2 separate regions of the Homo sapiens genome follow, and region 2 is linked to region 1. Evidence: chromatin contacts called from ENCODE Hi-C or POLR2A ChIA-PET data. All regions are on one chromosome and are shown on one strand. The core of a region is the stretch at or near the end of the contact, and the rest is flanking DNA. Distances in the headings are between cores, read along the strand shown. Region 1 overlaps TRIM44 (tripartite motif containing 44). Region 2 overlaps TRIM44 (tripartite motif containing 44).

Evidence for each region. Hi-C counts contacts between places; a loop is a spot of excess contacts on that map. ChIA-PET counts read pairs that join two places held with the same protein, here RNA polymerase II (POLR2A). Pooled maps may share reads with other maps.
Region 2: a map of endothelial cell of umbilical vein shows a loop between it and region 1 (2.0-fold over the local background). The contact joins two enhancer-like sites. A Hi-C loop is called at or near these places in 4 of 168 maps with a recorded cell type or tissue (PC-3, cardiac septum, endothelial cell of umbilical vein and 1 more), 13 of 37 single-sample maps with no recorded cell type and 6 of 50 pooled maps. POLR2A ChIA-PET finds 5 or more read pairs at or near these places in 1 of 52 experiments (A673).

Annotation. Positions count from the first base shown.
Region 1 is chr11:35,733,869-35,738,015 of GRCh38, forward strand. TRIM44 (tripartite motif containing 44) reads left to right here. Exons shown (of 5, transcript NM_017583.6): 4 at 1,558-1,577. Among named protein-coding and RNA genes, the nearest start is that of TRIM44, 73 kb to the left of the region's middle. Within about 2 kb of position 2,188, at least 2 of the 41 ENCODE cell types and tissues checked have a DNase peak (open chromatin) inside an H3K27ac peak, as active enhancers do; they include endothelial cell of umbilical vein, where a contact is called at or near this core.
Region 2 is chr11:35,794,160-35,797,921 of GRCh38, forward strand. The region is part of intron 4 of TRIM44 (tripartite motif containing 44); the gene reads left to right. Among named protein-coding and RNA genes, the nearest start is that of TRIM44, 130 kb to the left of the region's middle. Within about 2 kb of position 2,437, at least 5 of the 41 ENCODE cell types and tissues checked have a DNase peak (open chromatin) inside an H3K27ac peak, as active enhancers do; they include endothelial cell of umbilical vein, where a contact is called at or near this core.

The DNA.
Region 1 (4,147 bases), core at 938-3,437:
TTTTAGAAATTTGCCTTTGCTCTTGCTAGTTCAGTGTTCTTCCCACTTTTCTCTGTTGTCAGCCTGGGAAAATACTATTTATCCCTCAAAGTGGCAATATCAATGTTACCTTCTGTGTGTGAAGCTTTTCCCACCTTCTCCAGGAGAGGCAGTGTTCATAACTTCCCTGTTGATTCTCATATTATTCTGTTTATGTCTTTGATATTGATCATAACACATTTAGTAATAGTTCATTTTCTTTCTGCCTGTTTCTCATGCTCCTGATTCGAAAATCCTAGAAGGTTAGATCATTATGAGTGATTGTTTTTCCTTAGTTAGCATATATATATATAGTAGCTTCTTAATGAATCCTACTGAATTGTTACTGATACTGATATATAGCCTTTATTAAATACATCCTGTGTCACAGGCACTGTGTTTGATGATTATAAGCATTATTTCATTTAATCCTCATACTCATCCTATGATACAGAGACAATTATTACCCCATTTTACAAATTAGGAAATTGAAGTTAAGAAAGGCAAAATAACATGAGTAAGCTATTAGAGCAGTAGAGTGATAGGGTTAAGACTTGAACCCAGAACATCGGACTTGAGAGCTCATTCTGCCTTATACCAGTAGGAACCATTCATTCATTCATTCATTCTCCGAGGAGTACAACCAGAATGTACATTCTCTATTGAGACTACCCTTCAATGGCTAAAAAGAAGGATATAAAAGATACGCTGACACCAAAAGGATGAATGAGGTCCCTTGGGAAAGGCTTGAGAGTTATTTGAAAAATCTAATTTGATCACAGAAGGAAGCTCAAAGGAATCTGCTGTGATCACTTCTGATAAAGTTAGGTTGAGAGAATGCCATACCTGGAAAAATAATGTTAACACATTGTTTTTGAAAAGTGGGCAAGAAAAAGAGAAGAGCCATTGTTTGATGGAAGAATGATGTGGATCATCAAATGCCAGAACTAACCACTTACGGAGGAGAAGACCAAAGTCCAGATTAATTAATGTTTGCCCAAGGACACATAACTAATAAGTAACAGAGCTTGGACTAGAATCCCAATTTCTTGAGTCCCAGTTCAGTGCCCTTTATACCACAGTGTTCTTTATATTAGAATTGCAGTGTTCATGTTTGATGAAAAATGCTAGAACAAGGCAGAAATGAGTCTTTGAAGGAAACAGTTTGATGTTTTTGGAACTGGCTAGCTTTTGTCTAAGACGTGCCTCTATTTTGGGTTTCTCACTTTGCTAAGAACTAAATACTGCCAGCCATACAAATAAAAAGGCAAGGCAATTATTTAGGCCTCCTAGGTCTGTGCATTCACTTCTCTGCTCTGCTTGTCAGGGCAAATTATCAGGTCATCTCCACTGGGCAGTTTGAACATAGGATTATATTAGCTCTTGTCTTAGCCTTTAGATGTCTGTTGGTTTGTCTCTGTTACAATAAATGTATAGTCCATGCATTCAGGTTGGGAGAGGGGAGGGAAAAGAAAGAAATCTGACTCTGTCTGTACCAACAGTGATTTCTAATACTGTTTCTTTCTGTTTGTCTTTCAGGGCGATGAGGAAGGACCCAGGTAAGATCACATTGTTGCTTGTCTTTTCTCATAATTGAAGTAGAGTGACATTTGTGGCCTTTTAGTGCTCCATGAAATATAGACAGCCAAGGAACAGCACAGAAAAGGGATCTCTATCTTAAGCCTGGGATTTGAAGATCTTATTTTGTAAGACTCCCGTCTCCCTCTCATCTATGTCATTTCCTGCCTGTAACCTTCAGATAAGTAACTTTGTTGTATTCTTTTGTACATTCAGAATACCTTGTTAAGAAGAATAGGCACTACATTTAAATGGTAATGTAGTATCATTATGGTAATGGTAATGGTATCAGGTGGACTGACTAGATAAATTTTTGTAGTCTTTCTTGATTGGAATTAGATTGATTTTTTTAATGGGCTCTAGATCTAGTATTCTTTATTTTTGACCTATAATATCTTTGTGTCAGACACAAGACACCTATATGATGAATCCTAGGGTACAGGTATACAAAACTTTGTTTAGGAAAAAAAAAATGTTCTTTGTGCTTCTGTATTGCCACAGTTGAATGCAGTTTAGAAGTGCATTTTATTATTGTCTGAGCCTTGCAGTGAACCTGGACTGTGGTTTACTTACCCTTCCTGTCATTCTTCTCAAGCAGTGAAAACAGACTCTGGGAAAAGCTACAGCTGTGTCATCAACACAATTGAGGAATATTTGTACAAAGTAAAAGGCAATGTCCAGATGGGTCCCATCTGTCACATAGAATCAAGGGTTGTTAAGGCTGGGAAGTATCAGAATGGTCATCCAGGCCACTGCTATTCAAACTTTATTTTTAGCAGAAGCACCCTTTTTTGAAATGGACTTTAAGCAGAACCTCAATGTGTAAAAAACAATTTTTCTCTGGTCAAAGTTGGGGCAGCATTCATTGAACTTTCTCTATTCTTCAAAATAAACCCTGAGGAGCTTCTGCAGTGACCTAGGGTTCCTCAGAACTCAGTTTGAAAATCACTATCAAGTCGCTTATTAAAAGAAGCTAAATGAATTGTCAAAGGTTACCTTACTGGAATCAGGATTTGACCCTTCTTTGTTATTTTGTTTGTTTGTGTGTTTGCTTTTTACAAACTAGCAAAAACAGTTTCCTCTCTTTTTTCATTTTCCCTCCCCATATCCTGAGCCTCTTTCTTAGCGCCAAATGTTGTCCCACATCTGCATCTCTTGGTGTGTTCTTCCCTTGGAAACTATAGTTTTTAACATCTGCTCTGGAACAACAAGATCTTGTCTAGCTCCTTGTCTACTATGGCTAAAGCCACAGGCACCCAACTTTAAAAGGCATAGGCATCTTGCTTTAAACCTACAGGGTTTCAGGGAACCACTTCAGACTCCATCTTTCAACCATTCTCAGGAACAGGCTCCTTCTTTGTTGTGGTTCTTTTCCTTCCTTCCTCACTCTTCACTCCCTTCCTTTTGTTCATTTAACATATATTCGTGACCTACTGTGTGTCTGGCACTGTGCTACATCCTGGGTATATCATGGTGACTAAAGCAGGCATAGTTCCTACTCTTGTAGATCCTAAGTGTAGTGGGAGAGGCGAACATGTAACTGGGCAATTACATGGTAGGGAATGTGTTCTGATAAGTTTAGGCTACTTTAGGAAGGGCTCCTAAGTTAGTCTTGGAGGATAAGGGGAGGCTTACCAGAAAAGGTTATATATAAACAGAGATCTGAAAGGTTGGAGCAGGGGTTGGTTGTTCTAGGTAGAGTAAACAAATTGTGTGCCAGTTCCAGACAAGAGAGGAATGGAAAAAAGACAGCAGAGCCCAGATCATTTAGGGCCTTATAGACCTTCTTAAGGCATTTAAGCGCTATACTGAAGGCAATGGGAAGCTATTAAAGATTTTTAAACAGGAATTAACCTGAACAGATTTGCATTTTAGAAGTGTCTCCTACCTATGGAATGGAAAATGAATTGGAGGTGGATCGAGAGCCTGGGAGACTTCCAGGCACAGTGATGCGCACCTATAATTCCAGCTACTCAGAAGGCTGAGGTGGGAAGATTGCTTGAACCCAGGAGTTCAAGAGCAGCCTGGGCAACATTATAAGACTCTGTCTCTAAAAATAAGTAAATAAAAAATAAATTTTAAAAATTGAGGTCGGGCACAGTGGCTCACGCCTGTAATCCCAGGACTTTGGGAGGCCGAGGCAGGTGGATCACCTGAGGTCAGGAATTGGAGACCAGCCTGACCAACATGGTGAAACCCTCTCTCTACCAAAAATACAAAAATTAGCCAAGGGTGGTGGCGCACACCTGTAATCCCAGCTACTCGGGAGGCTAAGGCAGGAGAATTGCCTGAACCTGGGAGGCAGAGGTTGCAGTGAGCCGAGATTGTGCCATTGCATTCCAGCCTGGGCAACAAGAGCAAGACTCCATCTCATAAAAACAAAAAATTGAAAAATAAGAAAAGAGCCTGGGAGACTAGTTAGACTAGGTTATCGATGATGGGAGCCTAAATCAATATCTTCTAGTTACTGGTTCGGTTTTTATCATTTTCCACAGACCTTTGGTTTAGATGCACTTTAAACTATCTCCTTGGCCCTCCTCCGCCTTTTCTC
Region 2 (3,762 bases), core at 1,187-3,686, 61 kb after region 1:
TCCATGCCTCAGCTGACATTTCATCTGAGGGAAAGAGGGGAGCCATGAATTAAGTATCCCCTCACCTCTATCTTGGCCTTGCTGACTTGATATCATCCTCATCTCTCTCCCTTCATAGACTGTTAGGGTAAGAGGTGGATAAAGTATTAGAATCCAAGCCTGCCTTGAGAACAGCTCACAGCTGGGTTGTGGAGAGTTAGAAGTTGGCAAACACACAGCTGTTTTATAGAGAAGCCAGATGAGAACATTTCTTCATGGAGGTGAATTTGTTCTTCAGGTTTCTTTGTTTAGGGAAGGCTGGATATGAGCTTGCTTCTGCTTTGTCACTGTAACAGTATTCCCTGTCCATGGGCCACGCCATCCTTTACTCATACGGCTTCCAGTAAGGCTTACTTGTTTGTAAGAATAATCAGTTTATGATGCAGCATTTTAATTCAGTCTAGAGCTCCAGTGGTTATGTGTGCCTGGTCATTGCAGAGACAATTAGAAAAGAAATGGAGGTTGGATTTACCTGTCAAAGTAAGCTGTTCATGAGATTCCTAGGCAGTGTCTCCATGACCAGCAAGTGGCCCATGGTTTGCCTGGGAAGGTTTCTTGAACAGTCACGCTTTATACGATTGTTTTGATCATTTATTCATTCACTCAAAAACATTTGTTGCAGTTTCACCAGTGCCAAGCACATTACCAGGTACTGGTGATACGGCAGGGAACAAAATAGTTAAAGCCGTTTGCCACCACAAAATAATTTTAGATAGTGATCAGTGCTATGAAGACAATACAGCAATTTAGTGTAATAGTACAGGGATGGGGTGGCTACTCTAGATTTCCTGGTCCAGGACAGCATCTGAAAAGATGATATTGGAGCTGAGACCTGAATGTTAATGAGTCATTCATTCCAAGATGTGAGGGTAAGAGCTTTGAGGCAGACCAGCAAAGCACAAGCCTTAAGGCACAAACAAGATCAGCTTACTTGGGGAACAGAAAGAAAGCCAGCGTGGCTGGAAGGTGGCATGAATCAGGCTGGAAAGGGAGAGAGGGGCCAAAGCATGTAGGAATCTGTGGGCTATGGACTTTATTCTAGGGGTTATAGGAAGCCATTGAAGGATTTTTAAATGGGGTACTGATATAATCTATTGCACATTTTTGAAATATTATTCTGAATACAGTTTGGATAATAGGCAATAGTGCATTAAGATTAGAAGTAGGAAGACTAGTCAAGAAGCAACTCCAATAGTTCAAGCAGGAGATGGTGGCAGCAGTGGAGAAGATGAATGGACACACATGGGAGAGGTTGTGCAGGGTGAGTCAATAGGACATGCTATTGGACTCAGTGGGATAGGGAGATGGTGCTGCTAAGATTTTGAGCACCATGCTTGGCACATAGAATGCATTCTTATTCATGATAGCTGTCACCGTCTTTATTTTTTAAATGGCCTGTACACTAAAAGAACAAACTTGAGAAGGAATCTTTAGCCCATTGGAATGACAGCATGGTGCCTAGAGTGTACAGGTGACAACAGTGTTAACTCTTCCCGTTTTTTTTTAATAGATAGCAGTTTCAGAGGAAATGGGTGTTGCAGGTATGGTGAAATATTCAGGAGCCAGAAACTGACTTCCAGTCGATCTCACTCTACCATCAACTCACTGTATGACTTTTAGTCTCTCTTAGTCTTGGTTTCTTCATATGATGTTATTAAATAACTATAAAATGTTTTGAGCACTTATTGTGTGATAGGTACTATGTCAAGCTCTTTATATATCTGCCAACCACTTCATATACATTAATCTAATTTAATCCTTCCAGCAGCTCTTCTGGTAGGTACTACATTGTCCACTATTTCCAAGTACGAACACCGACCTCAAAATCACACAGCTAGTAAGTGGCAGAGCTGTGATTCAAACCCAGGTGTTTGTGACTCCTAGGTCCATATTCATAACCCGCTGCCATATGAAAAGTAGCACTAGGTCATTATGGGTTGGTATACTTCCAACTTCCTACAACTTCAGTTGAAGGTCATCATCATGGGACTCCCAAAGCTACTGAGAACTGTTTTCTGTGTGTGTGTGCGCGCGCGCACGTGTGTGTATCTGCCTCGCTCGCTCGCTGTCACACACACACTTGTGCATGCACACATACAGCGTGAATCTCTATTCAGACAGAGATTAGAGATAAGTGTCAAGTATATTTATTTATTGATCCTTTCTCTTTTTCTCTTTGGTAACTTGTGAGATACAGCAGCTGAGGCAACAGGAAATTTGAAGTCCAGCATTTTATTAAATCTTATGTTTAAGATTTCTATGGAAGGAAACTGCTTGAGAGAGATTTGGTTTCCATTATACACATGCCAAAAGAAGATGAGGAAACTGGGTCAGGTGGATTTCCTGAAGGTACAGGAAGCAGGGAAGGCAAGTCCTTGGGCTAATTTCTGCTTCTAACTCTCCACCCCCTGAAATTGCCTGGGCCCTAGTAGAGGGTATAGGAAAGGTTCCTTTCAGACCTCATCACAGGAGATCGCCAGTGATAGAAAATCCAGCAGCACTGGGGGGAGGAAAGGGAAGCTGGGGAAGGCCAATGTAAAGGCAAAGAAAAGGAAAAACTTAACTGGCCCCAGGGCATTTTTCTCTTGAAGTTCAACAGGAAACTGAGTAATGTAGAAGTTATTTTAAAGAGATGGAACAGATAGACCCATACATGCATATATATGCACACACTGTATCCCATGCCAGGTCATCTCCCTGCAGACACTTTGAAATTGCCCCGTTATTGGCAAGGGTGTGGGGAAAATGGGCATTCCTGTGCCGATGTGAGTAATGATTGTAAATCAATATAAGATTTCTGGAGGGTAGTATCAAATGCCTCTAAAACCATATCTCTTGTGTTCTTTGCAGAATATCTGATTTTAGGTCTGGGGAGGAAATAGCTAAGCCTGAAGGCTGTGTAGTGCTAGAAAGTAGGGAAGTGCTCAAAAACAAAAACAAAACAAAAAACCAGAAAACCGTTATTGATGGGGATATGTCAATGGAACATAGGACCCAACTAACAGAGCACTCAAAGGCCAAAGCTGAGCAGTTTGAGCAACAAAATAGTAATATTGGATTATAACCCAAAGAATAAAATAAACATCCATGAGTCCATTCTGATATAAATGATCAAATAAATAAATGAAGGAGAAGAGACAAAGCTCATGTTTGAAAGTATTCCACATAATGTATGTAGATATTTCACCCTCAAGGAGAGGGAACGTAACTCCTCACTCTTTAAGTATAGGTGGCTCGTAGTGACTTCCTTCCAGAGAATACACTGTGGGAATGGGAAAAAAGAGTAGCCATACCATAGAAAAACATGACAAGCACTACCTCAGCCAGGTGGTCAAGGCCACCTTCAACAGTGCTGTCATATTGATAGTATCAACCCTTGATATGATGTAATGATAATGGCACTTTACCTCTGTAATTTTCCTTCCAAAAGCCCATAACCATGGGCTAATTGTGAGAAAAACATCAGACAGCTTCCGATTGAGGGACATTCTGCAAAATACCTGATCAGCACCCCTCAAAACCGTCCTCACCATCACAAACAAGAAAAGTCTGAGAAACTGTCAGAGCCGAGAGGAGCCTATGGAAACTTAATGATGAAATGTGGTATTCTGAGTGAAATCTGGAGCAGGAAAGGGACTTTAGGGAAAAACTAAGGAAATCTCAAAATATGAACTTTAGTATGAAGGTATCAGTATTGGTTCTGTGAACCTCAAATATCTGAGA